Regions from separate parts of the Homo sapiens genome. Here all the other regions are linked to region 3. A link is a contact called in ENCODE Hi-C or POLR2A ChIA-PET data. All regions are on one chromosome and are shown on one strand. The core of a region is the stretch at or near the end of the contact, and the rest is flanking DNA. Distances in the headings are between cores, read along the strand shown.

The links. Hi-C counts contacts between places; a loop is a spot of excess contacts on that map. ChIA-PET counts read pairs that join two places held with the same protein, here RNA polymerase II (POLR2A). Pooled maps may share reads with other maps.
Region 1: a pooled map shows a loop between it and region 3 (4-fold over the local background). The contact joins two enhancer-like sites. A Hi-C loop is called at or near these places in 3 of 50 pooled maps. POLR2A ChIA-PET finds 5 or more read pairs at or near these places in 3 of 52 experiments (A673, PC-9 and activated CD4-positive, alpha-beta T cell).
Region 2: a loop to region 3 is called in a map with no recorded cell type, with 7 times the contacts of the local background. The contact joins two enhancer-like sites. A Hi-C loop is called at or near these places in 4 of 37 single-sample maps with no recorded cell type and 4 of 50 pooled maps. POLR2A ChIA-PET finds 5 or more read pairs at or near these places in 3 of 52 experiments (A673, HEK293 and Panc1).

What each region holds. Positions count from the first base shown.
Region 1 is chr12:27,289,339-27,293,051 of GRCh38, reverse strand. All of the region lies in intron 1 of STK38L (serine/threonine kinase 38 like), which reads right to left. It overlaps LOC124902905 (a long non-coding RNA gene), which reads left to right. Exons shown (of 3, transcript XR_007063254.1): 1 at 1-1,648; 2 at 3,385-3,483. Among named protein-coding and RNA genes, the nearest start is that of BMAL2, 42 kb to the left of the region's middle. Within about 2 kb of position 2,396, at least 2 of the 41 ENCODE cell types and tissues checked have a DNase peak (open chromatin) inside an H3K27ac peak, as active enhancers do.
Region 2 is chr12:27,218,609-27,222,800 of GRCh38, reverse strand. No RefSeq gene overlaps it. Among named protein-coding and RNA genes, the nearest start is that of STK38L, 24 kb to the left of the region's middle. RefSeq lists enhancers at 421-490, 2,150-2,219, 2,240-2,409, 2,550-2,599. Within about 2 kb of position 2,485, at least 2 of the 41 ENCODE cell types and tissues checked have a DNase peak (open chromatin) inside an H3K27ac peak, as active enhancers do.
Region 3 is chr12:27,063,026-27,066,680 of GRCh38, reverse strand. No RefSeq gene overlaps it. Among named protein-coding and RNA genes, the nearest start is that of C12orf71, 18 kb to the left of the region's middle. Within about 2 kb of position 1,985, at least 2 of the 41 ENCODE cell types and tissues checked have a DNase peak (open chromatin) inside an H3K27ac peak, as active enhancers do.

The sequences.
Region 1 (3,713 bases), core at 1,147-3,646, 230 kb before region 3:
TGAGCCTGGGAGTTCAAGGCTGTGGTGCACTATGGTGGCGCCTATGCATAGCCACTGGACTCCAGCCTGGGTAACAGAGTGAGATCTAGGCTAAAAAAACAAACAAAAAACCCAACAGTATAGAAATACATATGAGGTCATTTTAGATAAATATTTATGAACCTGAGGTCTTCAAAAAAGAAGGTAAATAGAAGATGAGGTTTCTTCCATCATAGGAAGTTGTAATGAGTTTTACTCCAAAATCGGAAGTGGATGTCAAGTAATGAAATATTACTTTTAGACTCTATATAATTTAGTAATGATTATGATGTTCTTTCCATTGTAGTTACACATACATGTATGTCTTGTTTAAAAACCAAATAAGGGCAAAATCTCCATCTATTTATCTTTGTAATGAAAGCATCGCAGTACCTGGCAAAGTGATGAGCACACAGTAGGCAGTCTGTAAGTGATGGTAACTCAACTCTAATGTAATAGATTTTAAATTATATGTGTGTTTCATATATAATAATTTCATTTGGGTTAAGAAATACAGAATCATTTGGTATTCTATTAGCCTTCAGAAATAAATCTTACTTAAGAAACACATTTGCAGAAAAAACAAAAATCCCACCCTTACTCATGATTATACAATATCTTGTATAGTTTAGCTTTAAAGATTAGCTTTAAAAACAAGATTAGCTTTAAAAACAAGATTAGCTTTAAAAACAAGAAAAATTTGTTTCCTTCTTACCAGACACAGACAGACTTTTAAAAATTTAAATTATACAAAACTAAGAAGTGATCAAATTATTACAAAGAATGGTCTAGATGACTGGCACTTATTGTATTGCAAATGTATTCCTTTAATGGATTTAACACTGTTCTTTTTGTTTTATTAAAGCCCTTTCTTTGGCCAGAAAAAGAACAGGATACAATTTGCAAGTCTAGAATTCCTGGACTGATAAAAACAACACAAGGTGCCCTTGAATTTCCTGTTCACGTGTGTTTTCTCCAGACTGCTCTATTCATTAATGGAGACACTACCAATAGTTAAGTCCAACATTCTTTTTTATCAAGCCTGGGGAAAGGAGATAACAAATCTGGCACTCAGGCCATTTATAAATAGATGTGGTATCTCCAACCATTTACCATCAAATTTCTAAAGGAAGAAAATAGAACTGCTTTACCTGGCTGTAAAACAAATTATTTAACTGGTGATTTCACCTTAGTTTTCACATACTGCATTTCAGAGGAAGGAGTGTCCTTAATGCTACTATATTGCCTTGTAGTATAAAAATTCGCCTAAATTCAATTCACTAGTTGCAATCATAATGCCCTAGGCTACAATAAGTCCTCAGATTGTACACTGTATAAACTGGGTCCCTAACGAAAGGGCAGCTACAGCTTCTTTCCTCTCTGAGGCACAGTCTAAAATGCAAGAAATTCATAGGTGAAGTTTCAAATCCCAGCATTAACTTTCACTAATTGTTTTATTTTCAACCAACATTTATTGCAGATATATACCATGTTGACTGTATGAAGTGCTGAGAATAAGACTGATAAAACACAGTTCCGGCCCTTAGGGAGTTCATGATCTTATGGAGACACAAAGTAGGGAGAAATCAGTGCTTCAAGAGGAAGGATAATCAAAGGTTTAATACAGAAGGTGATGCCTGAACTGAATCTTGGAGGGGATGGGGCTATAGTAAGAGTTCACCAGTCAGATGGACTCAGAGGAGGAAGAGCTGTAAGGCATGAAATACACTGACACACTTAAGCATACCGATAGACTGAGTATATTTGATTAAATGGCAGAAGATGAAGGTAGAAATAAGGAACTTTTTTGTCATGTTAAAAATTATCCTGAACATAAATGGGAATCACTCAAGGCTTTTAATTTAGTGAAAACCTAACAGCCATTAAAGAATATTTATTGAGTTTTTACCCAAGTACCCAGAATTCTTCTAAGAATATTACATTCTTAGAAGCATTTAATTCTCCTAACCAGCCCTCAAATCCTATCTGATTTGCACTTCGGATAGATTATGCTGGTACAGGGAGGATGGCCAAAAGGCTGGAAGTACAGATCAGACTAGAGGAAGTAAATCTGCTCAGGAGGCTTAATAATGAATAGTCAGAGATTACAACCTGGTAGCCTGCAGAATCATTTTGTTAGGCTTGTGCTACAATTTAGAAAGTAGAAGGTTTCACATGAAAATCCAGGTTTCTGGTTTCTCCTGAAAAGTCTGATCTGTCCACAATGAGCTCTGTCAGCTCCACAATGACAGCTGGAGCAGAGCTGCAGCCGGCCCCTTACAATACAACATCCCACCCGTCCACCAACTCTCCATTCCCACGTGCCCAGACTCATTCACTTTTTATTACCCACATTTTATTACCCACCTGCTTCCTTTACAGCACATTTGAGATTACAGAATAGTGAGGGACTAATTAAGATAGTAGCAGAAGTGAAGAAGCCTCAGTTAGTCAGCTGGAAAGACTAAAGTCTCTAATTATCTCTAAGTTTCAGATGTGGATGACTGGGTAAATGATCAGTAAGGACAGAAAGTATAAGAAAAGCTAGTTTAAGGCTAGTTTAAGAAAGTTAGTTTAAGGCTGATCCTGTCTGAGTTATTTAACCTGAGTCAGGATCCACATTTCTAAAATGGAGATCATAAATGCCAACCTTATAAGGTTGATATGACGCTTTGATGGTGGCAGAGCACAGGATGAAAGGCCAGATTGCCTGGGTCTGAATTTTGGTGCAGCCATTCACTAGCTGTGTCACTTTAGGCAAATTAAACTTTAAACTTTCTGTGTGTCAGTTTCCTGTTAAATAAATATAATAATAGCCACCTTGTGTGCATGCTTATTATGATAATATAAGACTTAAGATAATTCTAAAAGTTAGTACTTGTAAAAGGACTGAGATACGTCATGTGTTTGATAAATCAATAAATCAGTAAAAAATATTTTTAAAGTATCTCCTAGCACATATTAATGCTCAAAAATTATTAATTTTCTTCCCTTCCCTGCTCAATCTTCCTGCTCATCCCTCCTGCCTTGGGCTGCTGCCATTGTCAGTTAGTTTGTAAATTTAATCTCTAATAGACATTCCCTCTCTCTTCTGATCTTAGCCTACTTCTTTGACAAATTAGATTACTTCTAATGGAGAGGGGAGAGAAATGTAGCAAAAAGAAATATTTAAAGTAAAAAAAGAACTCTTGGTAGAAGCCTTACTAGAAGTTAGTAGTGATTTGGGGTAGAACTAGAGGTAGAGGTGTTCCAGGGAAGAGCTAACCCTTTCTCTCACAAAAGAGTGATTCTCATGAGGCAACACACACCAATTTATTTGTAATCTCTTTACTGTATCTGCTGTTAATAGCTTTTGTTTTTATTTAGCGTGGCCCTCTCCATGTGGCGTATGCCCTGATCACTAGACCAGAGGAATGCATTTCATAAACAGACACCCTTGTCTTTGCTCCTTCTGTGAATCATAAGGTTGGTGATGATGGCACAGTGGTGCTGAACTCAACATTAGCATTTTCATTTTCAAAACTGTTTTCGAAATAGTTTTCCTATGCACAAAAATATAGTTCAATGGTTGAGTACCTGAAAGCTTATTTGGCTGTAGTAATGATGTTCATGGCAGAATACCTGAGTTTATTGGTCCAAATAATTACTAAAAATCCCTCTGAACTTCATTTTTTTTTAAAACTTGCAATGAGAAG
Region 2 (4,192 bases), core at 1,236-3,735, 160 kb before region 3:
CCCAGGCTGGTCTCGAACTCCTGGGCTAAAGCAGTTTACCACCTCAGCCTCCTAAAACTGCTGGGATTATAGGCGTGAGCCACTGCACTTGGTTGCAATTGACTTTTGGATGTTAACCATATCCTGCACTAGTTCCAGGAGTTCTCCTTGTTGATTCTTTCAGATTTTCTAAATATACAAATTTTAAAGTTTTGTTACACCAATTTCTTCTTTCAGTTTTTGTCACTGAAGCAGCAGAGGTAGGGGAAAGGGATTTGTGGACAGAGACAATTTTTCTTCTGATTCCCCAGGCTGAACTGAGCAGAGCTGGAATTCAGATCACAGGATACCTGGAAGGGTGGCCAGTGGAAAGGAGAGATAGTGGGGAATAAGATAATTACCCACTTTCCCGATTTTTTTTGCCTGATTCTCAGCTATTGAGTCCTACCTCCCTTTCCCCGATGCTTTCTTTGCCCAAACAGCCGTGGATGGTTGGAGATCTTCTCTCATTCTCAGGGCTCTGGACAATGCCTCCAAAATTTCTAATGCAGAACTGGCTGGTCCTCAAGTTTGTTCTTCTGCAATCCTGGCTACCCAGCTGGTCTCCAAAGTCTCTTCAGTTAAGCAATCTGGGGCTGGGGGGTGGGGAGATCTTTGCGGCTTTATCCTACCCTTCACGTCCAACCACCCAGCAAGCCTGGGCCAAGTCAAGCAGCCCCTACAAGCAATATCCTACCAATGTGTATTCAACATTGATTTGGTCAGGATATGGAGAAATGTATTATTTTTTAATCAATAAAAAGTCTAAGTAGAAACAGATTTTTAAAATAATCCACTTCTACTAGCTGAAGAACAGGAAATGTTCTAAAAAAAGTTTAATGATCAGTTCCCATTTTTCTGAAGCTCATCTTCTCACTTCAGTTTTGTTTATTCGTAATTTTAAGAACAAGAAATCATTTTGAGAGGTATATGAAAGGGTGAGTTAAACCACTCATTCTCGGGAAACAGCACTAGGCCACCTACTGTTGACTCAGAAGTTTCAACTGACCAAGAGTGCACAGGTGCATCTCAAAAATATCCATTTTAGATGCGCTGCTGCTAATAAAGTGTTGTTTTCATTTCCTTTTGAGAACTGTCAAAAGACAAAATTACAACAAATGTAGTTAAGTGATCTAATTGGCTTTTATTTGTGATGAATGGATCAGGGTACTATCTCCCATAAAAATTTAGAAAAGGTGGCTGGGCACCATGGCTCATGCCTGTAATCCCAACACTTTGGGAGGCCAAGGCAGGAGGATCACTTGATCCCAGAAGTTTGAGAACAGCCTGTGTAACAGAGAGAGACCCCCATCTCTACCCAAAATCAATCAATCAATAAAATAAAAAATTTAGAAAAGGTGATCTGATGAGCTAAGCAGAAGAGGTGGGCTTTATAGGCAGAAAAGGGGTTAAAAAAAAGCAGAAATAAGGAACAAAAAGTGAATCGGTCATTTCAAAGTTACTTTCCTTATCGGATTAAAGCAGGGGGTACTCCTTTATCATGCCAGCTAAAACTGGCCTGTTAGGGGATTTGGCTATGCTGTCTTTCCCTCTTTCTCTCTCTCCCCCTTAGTTTCTTGAAAGGTAGATGACTTAGTTTCTGTTTGGTGACATGAAACTTTAGCATGAGTGACTCCATTTTGGTTTGATCTGTAGAGGCCCAGTCCAAATCAATAGCATCGTACAAATTTTATTTAAAAGAATAGTGCTGCTGGGCGTGGTGGCTCATGCCTGTAATGCCAACAATTTGGGAGGCTGAGGCCAGTGGATCACTTGAGGTCAGGAGTTTGAGACCAGCCTGGCCAACATGCTGAAACTCCATCTCTACTAAAAAATACAAAAATTAGCCAGGCATGGTGGTGTGTGTCTGTAGTCCCAGCTACTCAGGAGGCTGAGGCATGAGAATTGCTTCAGCCTGGGAGGTGGAGGTTGCAGAGATTGCACCACTGCATTCCAGCCTGGGCGACACAACGAGACTCTGTCTCCATTAAAAAAAATAAAAAAAGGATAGTGTCTACCTCAGTGAGACTGGAGCCAGTTTTTAGCTCCACAGCTACATAAGGAGTTGATAGAAAAACTGGAGTAATGAACACTGTTTTCCAGTTCATCTCACTGGTGTGTGGAGTTGATTTGGTTTTGCCAGTGTTATTTAGCATCCTTTTAAAATCACCCCTCCCCAACCCATCTCCTCGTACAGCTGCCCACAGGCCTGGCTCAGAAATCTGTCTCAGAAACTGAGTACCACCTAGTCTAGTCACAGTTTCTTTATGAACTACTCTGCCTTGGCTCACTGACTTGAAGTTGACAACTTACTCTTGAATAATTTAACTCCTTTCTTGGAACTGACTCCTTCTTCAGACTTCTCTTAACTTTCACTTCTGCATGTGGGAAGAAAGTAAAGGTATTAGAGACACACTGTGTAACTGGCTACAGGGTACATGGACCTTATTTCCCCCTCCCTGACAGCAAGGGCTTGTACTCAGCCTGATGTCTGGGCATAATATAAACCTAGCTTGATCTCTATTCATCACAGTCTCCACCTTTACTTACTTGAGTGTGATGATTTGTTTGAGATGTTTTGCTTTACTCATGAGGGTATGGAAATACGAAAAAAAGATAGATTGACTCATACTGTAATTCTACACTGATACATTGCAGCAATATTAACATTAATTCAATTTAAAATTCCACATTCCACATGTGTATTTGGCAATGTAGTTCTGGGAGGTAATTTGGAAATACATATCAAAACCTTAACAATAGTTACATTAGTCAAGAGCCTTGATTGCCAAAGACAGAAAGCCAGTTCAGATTAGTTTAAATAAACAGGGAAATTTATTAGGTCAAATAATTGGACAAGTCTAGGGAAGCACCTTGCTTCGGTCATGGCTGAGACCAGGAACTGAAATGATGGCATCAGGCTGGGCGCAGTGGCTGACACCTCTAATCCCAGCACTTTGGAAGCCTGAAGCAGGAGGATCGCTTGAGGCCAGGAGTTCCAGACGAGCTGGGGCAACATAGTGAAACCCTATCTCTACAAAAATAAAAATAAATTAGCCAGGCATGGACGTGCACACCTGTAATCACAGCCACTGGGGAGGCTGAAGCAGGAGAATGGCTTGAACCCAAGAGTTTGAGGCTGCAGTGAACCATGAACGCGTCACTGCACTCCAGCCTGGGTGACAGTGAGACCTTGTCTCAAAAAAAAAAGAAAGAAAGAAAGAGAAAAAAGATGTCAGTAGGAATCCCCCTTTGTCACTTCATTATTTAGCTCTGCTTTCTTCCATGTTGGCATCAAGAGGGCCCTCATCAGTCCCAACCTTAAATGATTTTTGGTGCCATTTAAGAATTTCAGAAGGAAAGAGATGTTTTCATCCAAGAGTTATTATCAGACCTAGAAAATTTCCCTCTTATTGGCCCTACTTAGATCATATGCTCACTCCTGGACCAGTCACTGTGCCTGGAGTGGTAGGAGACAGGGCACTCTGATCAGTCCCAGCCATGTGATGAAACATTTTACCAGTTGTGGGAGAGGCAGATACTAAAAGGCAATGAGAGAGTGAGGTAGGAGGTCAGTTCTATCATGTGAAAATGAGAAGAAACTCTAGGCAGGCAGAAACAAGTGATATCAAAATACAATGTTCATTCTCGTCTATGAATATTTACCCTTAAGAAATAATCAGAAGTGTGAGAGAGTTATGCAGTTATTCCTCACAGAATTATGTATAATAATAAAAATTGGCTGAACATGGTGGCTCACGCCTGTAATCCCAGCATTTTAGGAGGCTGAGATGGGTGGATCACTGGGGCCCAGGAGTTCAAGACCAGCCAGGCAACATAGGGATACCCCTGCACTACAAAAAAAAAAAAAATTAAAAAATTAGTCAAGCTTCGTGGCACATGCCTGTAGTCCCAGCTACTCAGGAGGCTGAGGTGGGAGGATCACCTGAGCCAGGGAGGTTGAGGCTGCAGTGAGCCATGATCACGCCACTGCACTCCAGCCTGGGTGACAGTGAGACCTTGTCTCAAATAATACAATCTAGAAAGAATTGGAATGTTTAATAGTAAGGGATTTCTTGAATAAATTGGTACCTGGATTCAACAGAACACTATGTGGCCTTTGAAAAGTATTATAGAGGAAAACTCAGCGACATGAAAAAATGTTCAAGGTATC
Region 3 (3,655 bases), core at 736-3,235:
AGGGAGAAAGTGGGTAAATATGCCTGTGAGAAACCAACACCTCATATTCTAAGCCTACTGGGTCATTAATGGGTCAACTAGCAATTCTCGCTGGTGTAGATAAGGCAGTGAAATGGTCTGTGAGGTGAAGAGTGATGAAGGACTTGAGAATAGGGCTGTGCTTTTTATTTTATGTTCTACCAAGTCTGTGTTTTCCTTCTCAGTGCCAAATGAAGATTTGCTCACTGTCTGCCACACCACGTCTAAATCCTACAGCCACCTATGTTATTCATACTACTCTTAGAATTTACAGGTTTTAAAAGGGCGAGCAGATACAAACACTCCTAGACTTAATGAGTAGACTCACTAGAGTCAAGTAACTTTACTCCTGGAAAAAAATTCACATACACTGAGAGGTAATTGCAGGCTTTAGAGAGGTCTGAAATGAACCATGGCCAGAAGTTACTTCACTTACATTTTTAAAAAGCAGGTTTAATACTGATTTTGTTTTCAGTTCTTCAAATCTTGGATGTATTTAGCAAGCTAATCCACACAAGTTCTTTTATACTAAAAAGAAACAAATACAAAAACAAGTTAAAACTGATTTCAAATTATAGCACACCAGAAAAAATAAAAGCACCAAATGGCTAATTATTATATTAACAAAGAACATCAAACTAGGTAACATGAGTGTAATTAAAAACAACAAAACATGTGTTAAGGACTGACTTCCATCCATCCTTTCTCTCCTATCCTCCTTCTTCCATTCTTCCCCATCTAGCACTCCACCCTTCTCTGCCTTCCTTCCTCAGTTACTGGACAACCTCAAATATTCCCTGATGACTGATTTTTTCTGCTGAAACCAAGTAGCGCATGGTAGGTACGCTATGAATGTTTGCTGAGTAAATGAATGAACCGTGGTTTTGCAATATTTTGTTGTTAAGATTTAAAAAATAAGAAATGCCCACAATTTATTATTTTGTTATCCAACAGGAACAAGTTGTAGACAATATGTAGAAATACATATATTGTTTCTGAATTGAGTTTCTGATTCTCTTATCTCTTTTAAATAAGTCATGCTTATGGGAAAATCCCCATTAGTATATATGGGCACATACATCTTCACCATGATACAGTAATAAAATATATTTTGGTACTAAAAGAATATTTAAGAAGAGTAAAATTTCCTTTTGAGATGCTCTCTCTTCAAATACCTCAGAACTACCTGCACCCAAAGGAGAAAGCAAGGTGTCTCCAAGTTAAATACAAGAGATATTGCCACATGTGTTTTACAAATGCATACAGAGTCAGGGCCAGTCCTAGACAAAATTATGACGTACGGATGTGGCTGTTTCCTTCCATTTGTCCTTTTGAGGATTCATTAACCCCGGATGTTTAATCAAGTAAGGAAGCAAAAGGATCAACTCCAAGGTTACAACAACTTAATGGATATCCTTCATGAGGATATTTTTATTTAAAAAAAAAAGCTTCACAAAAGGCAGTTGCTTAACAGTGAAATAAAATGCATTACTGACTATGGAACTTCAGGAATGAATGGGGGTGTGGATTTTCATCATGGAATTTCTCAACACCCCATTAAATCACATCAGGTAAGTATCTGTCCATTCTGCTTTCTCCTACCACTGGCTTCATATATGGCCCATATATACACACCAATCCCAGCAAGTTTTAAGCAATTTATTATATACAAACAGGCAAGCTCAATTTTAAGACTAGGGTGTGCTCTGAAAGTAAACAGTCATGTTAATGAGCAGTTTTCAAAGTGAGCTCCTAGGACTCCCACCCTAAGATGCTTCAGAGAGCAGAGGCAGAAGTGAGTGGATGTGCAGCCATGGGCACAGCGATTTCACTTTCATCTGTTTCAGACTTAGACCCAAGATTATTTGGGGAAGTGGTTCCTTAAGCTGCTTATGAAAGAGCTGAAACAATCGATGTAACCAAGTAACAATTAGATTAAAAGCTAGTGCAGAAAATCCCAGTCAGTCCACAACACAGCTGACTAACACCAAAATCCAACCACCACTTGTTATAGGGCCTTTATGGTAAAATACAAGTCCCAGCCTGAGCCCCAGGGCAGAGGTCAGCCCAGGTCTGAGCAGACAGGAGCTGGGCCTTCTCTTCTTCCCTACTCAGCCCCCTCATCTCCTGCCCTGGAACATCATGAACAGAAGGAAGGGCACTTACACTTCCATGAGGACTGAGTCAACAGTAAGAGGGCAAGATTACGGTGCAGGGGGCCTGTGGATGTTCACAAGATGGAGAAGCAGAGGTCTCCAGCAGAGAACAAGACATGGTGGGTTTCTGTAAGTCAGACACTTCCCAGGCCCTATCCCGATCCCTACAGCTTCTTTGCTGGGAATTCCACGTGCAAGGTTTACACACTTCACCTGGATCAGGGCTCTTGGCTAGGAATAAGAAAGGAGAAAATAGAACAGTTTAAAAGGAAGAAAAAAATACCTATGTTCTATGAAATCCAATTCAAAACAATATGTAAAATGAAAAAAAGGGGGAAGATTGGGGGAGCATTATGAGAAAATAAGCATTGCCTAAATGTGCTCCAGAGAAATTCACATTGACTAAGAAGCACTGAGTATATTCAATCCCTCCCTCAGCACAGAGCTCTAATTATTTGGCCCTGCCAGGACTGAATACAAAAAATATTTATAAACATGAACCATTATATTTTTTGAGTTTTCATCATACTAAAAAGTAAGTATAAGTAAAAGTAGCTGTACGTGATGGCCCACTAAGAACAAACGAAAGACTACTGTTGGAGTACAACCTTGGCAGGCTGAGGTGGGAGAATCACTTGAGCCTAGAGTTTGAGTCCAGCCCAGGCAACATAGCAAGAGCACACTTTGAAAGAAAAGATAGAAAGAAAAGAAAAGAAAAGAAAGAGGGAAGGAAGGATGGAAGGAAAAAGAAAGAAACATAAAGAATGAAAGAAAGAAAGAAAGAGGAGGGAAGGGAGGGAGAGAAGAAAAAGAAGAAGGAAGAAGTAGAAGGAGGAAGAAGAAGAAGGAAGAAGAAGAGGAAGAAGAAGAAAAAGAAGAAGCAGCAGAAGCAGCAGCAGGAGGAGGAGGAGGAAGAAGGAAGCAGAAGAAAAAGAAGGAAGAAGGAGAAGGAGAAGAGGAAGAAGAAAGAAGAATAAGAAGAGGAAGAAGAAGGAGGAGGAGGAAGGAAGAAGAGGAAGAAGGAAGAAGAAGAGGAGAAGGAAGAAGAAGAGGAAGAGGAAGAAGGAGGAGAAGGAGGAAGAGGAAGAAGAAGAGAAGGAGAAGAAAGAAGGGGGAAGAAGAAGGAGGAGGAGGAGGAAGAAGAAAGAAGAAGGAGAAAGAAGAAGAGAGAAGGAGAAGAAAGAAGAAGGAAGAGAAAGAAGAAAAGGAGAAAGAAGAAAGAAGGAGGAGAGGAGGAAGAGGAGGAGGAACACAGGAGGAAGAAGGAGAAGAAGAAGAAGAAAGAGGAGGAGGAGGAGAAGGGAAGAAGATTTACAAGTTTACATTTATTTTGGACTTCAATCTTTGTATCTTTGTCTTAAAAAGTTTCTGAGGCCGGGCGCGGTGGCTCACGCCTGTAATCCCAGCACTTTGGGAGGCCGAGGCGGGCGGATCACGAGGTCAGGAGATCGAGACCATCCCGGCTAAAACGGTGAAACCCC